2 separate regions of the Homo sapiens genome follow, and region 2 is linked to region 1. A link is an interaction called in ENCODE POLR2A ChIA-PET data of the cell type or tissue named here. Cell type or tissue: GM12878. All regions are shown on one strand. Each heading gives the region's core, and the rest is flanking DNA. Links, peaks and the distances in the headings are about the cores only.

Region 1 (5,173 bases), core at 1,084-3,583:
CACTTCAAATTGTGACTGTTTTTTTCCTCTCTCTCTGTTCTGTTTCTTTTGCCTTTCTTGGTCTGAAAATACAGAGAGGTACCAAAAACTCAGTACATAATTTGAAACTAAAAGCAACAAACCCATTCATTGAAGTATAATAGGTCATTTGGAAATAAAATTCATTTTTTAAAAAGAGAATCCTTTTTTGGAATCCATTTTTGGAATATGAAGTCAATCATTATAGCTTTATTCCATCAGAAATAGCTTTTTAAGGCTATAACTCCCAAACTATTTGGATTAAGAATTAAAATATCTAAAGAGCCCATAGGAAATTAACCCAATCATCATAAAGGTCCCATTTTAATAAAAGGGGATCCATATCAAATCAGACTTTACATGTGGAAGGGACCTTGAAGAGCATCTACAGAAGGAAATGCAGGCTGTCGGTCACACAGCTAGACAATAATAGGATTGGGACCAGAATGCAGGCCCTGCCTCTTGATCCAGGACTTGTTTTCACTGCACCCTTGACCTTAAGAGGGTGATGGAGTAGACCTAATTCCTCCTAAACCAGTCATTTATAACTTCCTCTGACCAACATCCAATCACGTCAAAAGAGAACAAGAAAAAACAAACAAACAAACAAACAAAAAACAGGTGGAAACTTAGTCCATTACTTTGAGATGGGATCTGACTGTTTTTTCTCTTTATACAGAAAATGGAGTTATCATCATCACCTCACTAAAATGTAAGGTCCATGAGAACAGGGACCACATCTAACTTATTCATGGTTCTCTTGCGAGCACTTATGTGGTGACATATTTTTGGGTGCTTTTTATTTATTTGTTTTTGTTTTTACTGACCACTATTCAAACACTCTATTTTGAGGTGACTCCCTAAAGTGTGCAGTACAGGTGAAATGCAGTGCTCCTTTCTCAGTCCCTGGCGGCCAGGACTCTAGTATATGCTCTAGGAGAGGTCACACCCTAATTGGCTCTTGTAGAAGTGACACGAAAACATAGGACAGTGTGGACGTTACTCTTGGCTGCGGCAGCAGCAGCAGAGACAAGTGGGTCAGCAGAGGCTTCCTAAACCAGTCTATTGCAGGGCATGATCTTGGCTTTGTTCCTATTCCTAGTCTCCCTTGGAACTAGGAATTGGTTCCTGCTTCACTCTCCTGCCTTCCTATCACTTCTTCCTCATTTATTCTTCCTGAATTATTTGGTTTCTTCCTCAGACGTTCTTTCCTACTTTTTTGTCTAAGGCAGCTTCTGTTGCTTGCAACCAAAAATTCTAATAGGCACATAGTAGGCACTCAAATAAGTCTTAAATGAAAATAAAATTAATGAATTATTATCATAATTTTTGTAGAACACTTCACAATTTCCAAGCACTCTCTCGTATCCTAATTACTGCACCTGGTCACTGTCTCATTTGTCTTCCAGTTAAGTTATAATATTTAACAAGGGCAAATCCTTCTTGATGCAAGAGTCAAGTTAAAGAAAATTTTAAAAATCTAAACCAGGCTTAGACGTGATTTTTTCCAAAGTATGCTACGCAATCTCATGGTATTAGGTACCACTATGAATGGTATCATTTAAGTAAAAAGGAAGCCCTAAAAAATGAAATTTAGAATACCAACTGGGGAGTAAAAGCTGGAAAGTATAGGGCATGAAATAAAGTTTAAAACTTTTTGAAGGAGGCTGGGTGTGGTGGCTCATGCCTGTAATCCCAGCACTTTGGGAGGCTGAGGTGGGTGGATCACCTGAGGTCAGGAGTTGGAGACCAGTCTGGCCAACATGGTGAAACCCCATCTCTACTAAAAATACAAAAATTAGCCAGGCATGGTGGCACGTGCCTGTAATCCCAGCTACTCAGGAGGCTAACGAACGGGAGGTGGAGGTTGCAGTGAGCCCAGATTGTACCACTGCACTCCAGTCTGGGCAACAGAGCGAGACACTGTCTCAAAAAAAAAAAAAAAAAACTTTTTTAAGGAAATTTGATATGCAAATAGTTGCACAGAAGAGATGTAGAAGTGATAACTGAAACTTCAAATATGAGCTGGCATTCGCCAGATGAAATAGCATCAAAGAGCTCTAGAAAAGAGCACTGAAACTTCAGATAGGAAGTTCACCCACCACTCTACCAGGTGCAGTGGGGTAGAAACGGTTCAGTGTAGAGGTCTAGAAATGAGCACTGAAACTTCAGATAGGAGCTGGCATTCACCAGGTACAGTGGAGGTAGAAGTGGTTCAGACGCTGAAGGAGCAACATCTACAAAGGCAAAAACTATGTCCCTTCAAAACACAAAGAATATTTGCTTTAATCATATGGCTCTAACCAAGGGGGGGAGGGTTGTGAATTCTTAAAAATATCTTCACCCACCCCATCTCACTTTACTAGAAATTGAAGTCAACCATAACCCACACCGTTCTCCAAGAATTAAATGGGAAATTTTATAATTACAAATGGTATTTCAAAACTTGATGTTTCAGAATTCCCTTAATAATTCCACTACCTTGTTATCAAATTATGTTGATAAGGTAAAGAATTTGACACAGGGCATCCTATTTGGTCTCTGTCAACACGAAGCCCCCAAACCAGGTTTCCTCAGTCTGATAGTTGGAAAACAGTTACAAAATCCATTAGTCCATCTCAGTAAGGGAGAGAGGAACAGCCATTTTGTGTGCAGTGACCTATCCTCAGCCCCATGGACTATGTAGCAGGAGATGTAGTGGCGAGGTTCCTTTTTTACTCTCTATATCTGATCTCCAAGGAGTCAGTGCTCAACTCTTTCCAGGATAAAGTCTGAAGAACACATTTCACCAATAAAAAAAGATAGTAAATACTTGAGTCGTTTCAGAGAGAGAAAAATATGAAACACTGAAGATGAAGCGCTTAAATCTTTAATGTTTTTGGACAACACAGTCTATATGTTTTCTGCATAATGTATCATTTCTTTAAACTATAGTATTAAAAATAATTTCAAATTGTAATGAAAAGTCATTTGGCTTTAAAACCACCCAGGAAGAGGATATAAAATGCGTATACCAAAAGACTATGATGCGGCTTCCAGTGTTTTTCTGATATAGATCATAATAATTTAAAAAGGCTTTTGTCAGGCTGTCTGAATACATCAAATACTTTCTCATTTCTGTGTCGGCTGTGAAGCTCTAACTATAGTGGCTTCTCTAGCAGGTATTCTCCGCACAACTGTGCCAAATCGTTCTGAGGACACCCAGATTCTCCTCCTTCTCAAAACAGACATTCCTGACTGGGTCCTAGGGCAGGGAGAGGGGCGTTGGACCCCTACTGCCCTCTGGGTTCTCCGAGCACCAGGACTTGTTGCTCCGGCGGGAACTCGCGCGGATCCACCGGCTCGGCACATCCTGCCTACAAGTAGGGCGGCGTGTGCTAGGAGCCGGGCCCCGGGCCGAGTCGTCCGTGCCGCAGCGGAGAGCTCCGACCGGCGCGGCCCCACCATCCGCTGACCTTCGCCCGGTCCGGCCTGGAGCCCGGCCGCGGCCTCCCTAGGCCTCTCTAGGCCGGGCGCCGGTTCAGCGAGGACCGGAAGCGCCCGCCGTCCGCCCTTCCGCCTCCAGGCCGCGGGCGCCAGGCCGGGGGCGGGCTGGGGACGCCCTGGGAGTGCCCCGGGGGCCGCCTTCTTCCCCGCAAGCCCGGAGCGGGCGTCGCTCCCGCCCCCGCCTCGTCTTCAGTTCCCCCGTCGCTTCCGCCGCCGTGGGTAGAACAGACCCGAGCTGGGAGCCAGGCCTGCGGCCCCTCGAACACTAGCCACATCTGGCCCGCCGGGCCTAGCACGGAGAGAGGCCCTGGGGCTTGGCGGCCGGGGCCGGGAGAGGTCGCGCGGCCAAGGACACCCGAGGGCCTGGGCTGCCTCCCCGCCCTTCCCCGCCCCTCCCCTCGGCCCTGGAATCAATAGTGGCCGCTGACTTTTCACGACAATTGCAGCTGTCTAATTCATCAGCGAATAATTAAATCAGAGGCCGCCGGGCCTGCCTGGAGTCGGAGACGAGGGGTCGCTCCTCTCAAATCCTGTCAAATTGGGGAGCCAGTGGGCAGCGCGGAGAGCGGACAGGCCTCGCCCTGCGCCGAGGCTGCGAGAGCCGCCTGGACCCGGCGCCATTCCGAGTGTAGGGGGAAGCAAGCCCCCAGGTGTGGGGAGCAAAAGGAAGGAGGAGGGCACAGGCGGGGGCCCCGCCGAGGCTGGACTCCCTCGTCAGCAGGGCCCTCCTGGCCGGTGCGTGGTCCGGGTGCCCGGCGTGGGGCAGCGGCCGTGGGGCCCACAGACACCATCCTCACGCAGACTTCGCGAATGTCGTGGAACTCCATCCTCGGGAGGCGCTTTGCCTTTGAGGAAGATGGAGAGGAGTCGGGAGAAGCGCCTAGAAACCGCATTGATTTAGACATCAATCCTGGCCGGCTCCCTCCGCCTGCCGAGCTGCGGGGCCGCGCCGCCCCGTCCCCGAGAAGCGGACCTAGGGTACGCCGGGCTCCGCCGAGCGGGCAAAGGGAGCGGCCTGCGCCGCCACCCCGCGCCCGCGGCCTCGACGCCGCAGCCGCCACGCCAACACCGATTCCTCGTGGCCAACAGGTTTCTCGCAGCCCTCCGAGTCGGCAGCGCCGCCCGCGTCCCTCTTCCAGCCGGGCCGGCGGGACGCCCTCAGAGCTTGTGCTCTCTCGAGGCCGCCGAGCCCACTGAGCCCGGCCGGGGCGCTGGTTCGCGTGGGCCGCGGGGAACAGGTCCCGCTTCTCCAACGACCACGGCCCCGGCGGCTGCGAAACGGCCACCTCCGACCCTTGAGTCCGCCAGAGTCGCTCTCCCTTTCACATTTGCAAGCAAAACAACATACGTAATAGTGACATCGAGGCACTTTTCCAAACTAAAATGATCCTAAAATAATCTGAATGTACTGTTACTTTTGATCGTGTTACCCCAAAAGATTAGCTCAGATTCACTTGGTTCTTTTATTTCTTTGGGAGATGATACTCGAGGAATCTGAAAAAATATACGATTTTTAAAAACGATATGATTCGCATACCTATTTCAACCCCTCGGTTGGTTTTGTTAGTTTCCAAATAGAAATATTGCCTTTTGAAATCGGAGATCATATTTCTCAAGTTTAAAATCTAGCCAAGTCTTTTTTTTTTTAATACTCCGTCTGAAATTTTTT
Region 2 (5,173 bases), core at 1,788-4,287, 780 kb before region 1:
TCCAGGGGTACGGGCTAAAATGGAAGGCACAGACATGTGATCAACCCATAGTTGTTTCATATATATATATATATGTGTGTGTGTATATATATATGTATATATGTGTATGTATATATGTATATATGTGTGTATATATGTATGTATGTGTGTATATATATGTGTGTATATATACTCACTATGTGTATATATGATTGAATGATGTGTTCAATTTTCAAATTCAAAGCATACAACTAGACAGAGTTTGGAAATTATGAAGCAGGATTTCCTCATATATATGTATATACATATATATTGAGTAAATATACTTACATAAAATTTAGCATTTTAACTTTTTGTTTTTTGAGACAGGGCTTCACTTTATCACCCAGGCTGGAGTGCAGTGGCATGATCATGGCTCACTGCAGCTTCGACCTCCTGAGCTCAACTGGTCCACTTGCCTCAGCCTCTCATGTAGTTGGGCTGACAGTTGCATCCCACCATGCTGAGCAAATTTTTTATTTTTTTGTGGAGACGAGATCTCACTTTGTTGCTGGTCTTGAGCTCCTCGAGCTCAAATAATTCTCCTGCCTCAGCCCTGCAAAGTGCTGGGATTACAGATGTGAGTCACCACACCTGGCCCATTTTAACCAGTTTTAAAGTGCACAAGTCAGTAGCATTAAGTGCACTCACTGCTATCCATTTCCAGAACCTTCTCATGAAGGGATTACAGGCATGCGCCACCATGCCCGGCTAATTTTTGTATTTTTAGTAGAGGCAGAGTTTCACCATGTTGACCAGGCTGGTCTCAAACTCCTGACCTCAAGTGATCTGCCTGCCTCAGACTCCCAAAGTGCTGGGATTACAGGTGTGGGCCACCGCATCTGGCCTGGCTTATTTAACTTAGCGCTATGTTTTCAAATTTCTTCTGTATTATAGCATATATCAAAATTTATTTCATTCCTTTTTAAGGCTCAATAATATTCCATTATATGGGCATATCACATTTTATTTACTTATTCATTTGTTGATGGACACTGAGACTGTTGCCACCTTTTAGCTGTTGTTAACAATGCTGCTGTGAACATTGGTGTACAAGGATCTCTTCAAGTCCCTGCTTTTCAGTTCTTTTTGGTATATACCTAGGAGTGGAATTGCTGGATCATATGGTGATTCTGTTTAACCATTTGAGAAACGGCCAAACTGTCTTCCACAGTGCCTGCACCATTCTGCATTCTTACTAGGAATGTATGAGGGTTCCAGTTTCTCCACGTCCTAGCAACAATTGCTAATTTTAATTTTTTTAATAATAGTCATCTTTGTGGGTGAGGTGATATCTCACATTTCCCTAATGACTTAAGATGTTAAACATCTTTTCATGTGCATAATGCTTATTTCTTTATTTTCTTTGGAGAAGTGTCTGTTGAAGTCTTTTGCCCATTTTTGAATCAGGTTGTTTGTTTTTGCTGTTGGGTTGTAGGAGTTCTTTATATATTCTGGGTATCAATCCCTTATAGAGTAAATTACTTTCAGATATTCTATTCTACGGGTTGTCTTTTCACTTTCTTTATGGTGTCATTTGATGCACAAGTGTTTTAAATTTCAATGAAATTCAATTTACCTATTTTTTCCTTTTGTTATCTGTGCTTTTGCTGTCATATCTAAGAATTCAAGCTAGGCATGATGTTATACACCTGTAGTTCCAGATACTTGGGGTGGCTAAAGTGGGAGGATCACTTGAGCCCAGGAGTTTAAGGCTGCAGTGAGCTAGGACTGAGCCACTGCACTCCAGCCTGGTGTAATTTGTGCGATATTTATGTAATATAAATATTAAATAAAAAGGAAATCCTGCTTCATAATTTCCAAACACTTTCTAGTTGTATGCTTTGAATTTGAAAATTGAATACATTATTTTCCCAGGTGTCCCTAGGTGGCGCAATATATTTTTAGTCAAAAGGATCTCATTTCCCCTTTGATAGCAAGTGTCTCTTTAGATGCCATCAAGTCTCCAGATGTACCATTTATCGCGCTAATATTATATTCTTTAGTTTTGGACACTAGGCTATGCCTTGGAGGAGAGGGTTTCCTTGGAAGCTGTAGAGTGTTCCACACTGTCACATACATGCTGCAATCTCCTGCAGCATACTAAAGAAACTCACTGGCAATTCTCAGAGTCAGTTCGGGTGTTTGCCAAATATGTAAAATAGTTTTTTATTCTTAAATTTATATCTGATGTCATTAAACTGCTTAGAGTTTCTATTAAGAAGCCCAGATATTTAGAAAAATATTTCTAACACCTCAGCCTCTGTAATAAAAACTGCATTTTAAATTTTATTTTAATTTTTTAAAGGAGTATGTTAAGGGTTTTGTCTTGGTTCAGGCTACTCTAACAGAGTACCATGGAGTTGGTGGCTTAAACAAACATTTATTTCTCACAGTTCTGGGGGCTGAGAAATCCAAGATCAAGGTGCTGGCCCAAATCCAGTGTCTAATGAGGGTTCTCTTGCCAGTTTAAAAGGGCTGTCTTTTTGATGTATCCTCATACAGTGGGGAAGAAGTGGGTGAGAGAGAGAAAGAGAGGAGAGGAAAAGGGCAGGCAGGAGAACAAGTATTCTGTCTTGTCTCTTCTTTCATAAGGGCTCTACTCTCATGACCTAGTTACCTCCCAAAGGTCCCCATCTCCAAATCCATCACACTGGGGTTTCAATATATGAATATTGGGGAAATGAACATTTAGTCTCTAGCATTATTAGAGTTAACTCTTTGGAACTGAGAAACTACACAAAACTTACAATCTGTGTTTTCATTTAATCACTAGCTATAAAAGAGCTCTTTTTGCTTGTGGTATTGTAGATATTGTCTAGCTAGGAAAGACAAACAAGGAAGGAAATGATAAAATTCTTTTTTTTTTTTTTTTTTTTTTTTCTGAGACAGGCTCATGCTGTTGTTCAGGCTGGAGTGCAGCGGCGTGATCTTGACTCACTACAACCACTGGCTCCTGGGTTCAAGCGACAATCCTACCTCAGCTTCTCAAGTACTTGGGATTATAGGTGCATGTCACCACACCTGGCTAATTTTTGCATTTTTAGTAGGAATGGGGTTTCACCATATTGGTCAGGCTGGTCTCAAACTCCTGACCTCAAGTGATCCACCCACCTCGGCCTCCAAAAATGCTGGGATTACAGAGATGAGCCACTATGTCCAGCTGATAAAACTCTTAACAGAAGCTTCACTTTATTCAAAGCCCTCTCTCAGGCATGCCCTTGAGCAAACACACACGTAACACATACACACGCTCATCATTCAGTCCATTCTTAAGTAGCAGATATCTGAATATCTGAGTACATCTGAGGGCCAGATACTGAAGAAATCCAATAAAAGTCAAATGTATGTTAGTGGTTTCTGTACAATAAGGAAGTGGCTTTTCACACAATGTTAAAAACAATATTTCCCATCAAAATTCAGAACATTAGTATTACAAGGTCAGTAGGAGGATCAGCCCCATGGCAACTGGTGGAAAGCACCAGGTACATCACTCCTCACAGTAGTGGGTCTGCCTGTCTCCCTGCCTCCCTGCCAGACTGAGTAACTTGACCACAAGAACCAAGTCTCTGCATTTTCTGTATGTGTAGCTCAGCATAGTGCCTAAAACCACTGGATGGTGAATAAGTGATGTTTTTCACCTTGATGAATTAGAATTAGAAGTAAAAGAATGTACTATTTCATGAAGATGGAAGTAAAGTTAAGGTAGCTATTGCCACTGTCTTCCTTACCTCAGATTATCATGGAGCAAATGCTAGGCATCTGACAATTTCATCCATAAATATTTCAGCCTGCACATCTGGAAGATGAGGAATCCTCTAAAGACATAACCGAAATATCATTATTACATTCTAATATGTTAACAAGGCTTCTTTAATATCATTAAATATCCACTCGGTTAAAATTTCCCATTTTTCTCCTAATTTATTTTATAGCTTACTTGAATCAATATCAAAATAAGACACATGCATTGCATGGGTTGATAAGTCTGATGTCTCTCTTTTATTAAAAATCAGTAAAAATCAGTTTAATCTTTGTTTCTTTTTTTCCAACTTTTTATACGGAAAAAAAAAAAACTGAGGGAAAAGTTGCAAAAGTACAATGACAGCTCCTGATTGTCAATTGTTAAAAATGGTGTCATGGTGCAGGCTGGGTTCTCTGGGAAGCTGATGCTGAGATGGAGTGAGGAGTCCAAAAGGTTTATTTCTCTCACATCTGTGAGAGGAAAAGGGAGGAAGCAGGATTGGGCCGAGGAAGGGAAAAAGCAGATCTGACAAAGTCTCTACTAACCCAAGAGGAAGCTCTAGTACAAAGATTGCCTGTTAAAGGAGTCCCCCATGGGAGCAGAAATTCCTATGCCTTGATACCACCCCCTAGAACAGGGGCCTCCCCAAGAAGAATGTGCCCTGGACTTTCCTCACCCTGCTCAGTCATTCATCAGAGGCTGCCTCAAGATTAGTGTGATCTCAGCTGGAAAGCCCAGGTGACCCTGAAGAAGCTAACAGCAAGAGTGTGAGCAAACCACTCTCCTTGCAGCTAGGAAGTGGTTCTTTCTTGAAGGGGAATCTGGGTGGTGCTTCATGTGTCTCCCATAGTCCACTATTTACACAAAAATGAGTTCCCTTCTCTACACAGGTTTGGGGAGCAACTCCTCCAGGTTTCTGGTCACCCTCTCTTCCTTATGGGAAACCTAGAAGAGGGAGGTTAGTAGACGATCTACAGCCCTGTTGCTGCAGTTGGTGACCAGGGCTACCACTAGGACTTATCAGCTCCTCCTTCATTATCTATTCTAATTTTCCCTTGCTAGTCTTGCTGGTTTGGTGAGGGGGGCTGTGAAACCCTCATTTGTGAGGAGGCTTAACACCCTAAACCTTATCACCTTCACTCCTTCCTAAAAGGCCTGAGTATGGAGTAACTAGAGATGTTTCTAGAAAAAGACATTTTGTTACTTGGAAAGAAATGGTTTGAATCATGGAAGTCATGAGACAGGAAAAAAAGAGAAGTATCAACACTTGACTTTTATGTCATGTGAGAAAGTGCAAAAGGAATCTCTTAATTGCACAAAACAGTTTTAATTACACAAAAATCATGCAAAAAACCCTTATTAAGCCTCTTTGCCATTTGGTATTAAAATAAAGCCATCGACCATGATAGG

What was found. Peaks named below come from ENCODE experiments on the same cell type or tissue, not always from the same donor. Only the 100,000 strongest peaks of a DNase experiment are listed, where the experiment ranks them.
Region 2: POLR2A ChIA-PET joins it to region 1 with 6 read pairs; 3 of 35 experiments call an interaction of 5 or more read pairs at or near these places.

Annotation. Positions count from the first base shown.
Region 1 is chr18:57,424,262-57,429,434 of GRCh38, forward strand. No RefSeq gene overlaps it. Among named protein-coding and RNA genes, the nearest start is that of ONECUT2, 8.5 kb to the right of the region's middle. RefSeq lists a silencer at 2,144-2,193. In GM12878, for the core only: no CTCF peak of the experiment used is centred there; a DNase peak (open chromatin) is centred at 2,097.
Region 2 is chr18:56,643,700-56,648,872 of GRCh38, forward strand. No RefSeq gene overlaps it. Among named protein-coding and RNA genes, the nearest start is that of WDR7, 5.1 kb to the right of the region's middle. In GM12878, for the core only: a CTCF peak has its summit at 1,917; no DNase peak of the experiment used is centred there; H3K27ac peaks cover 494 bases.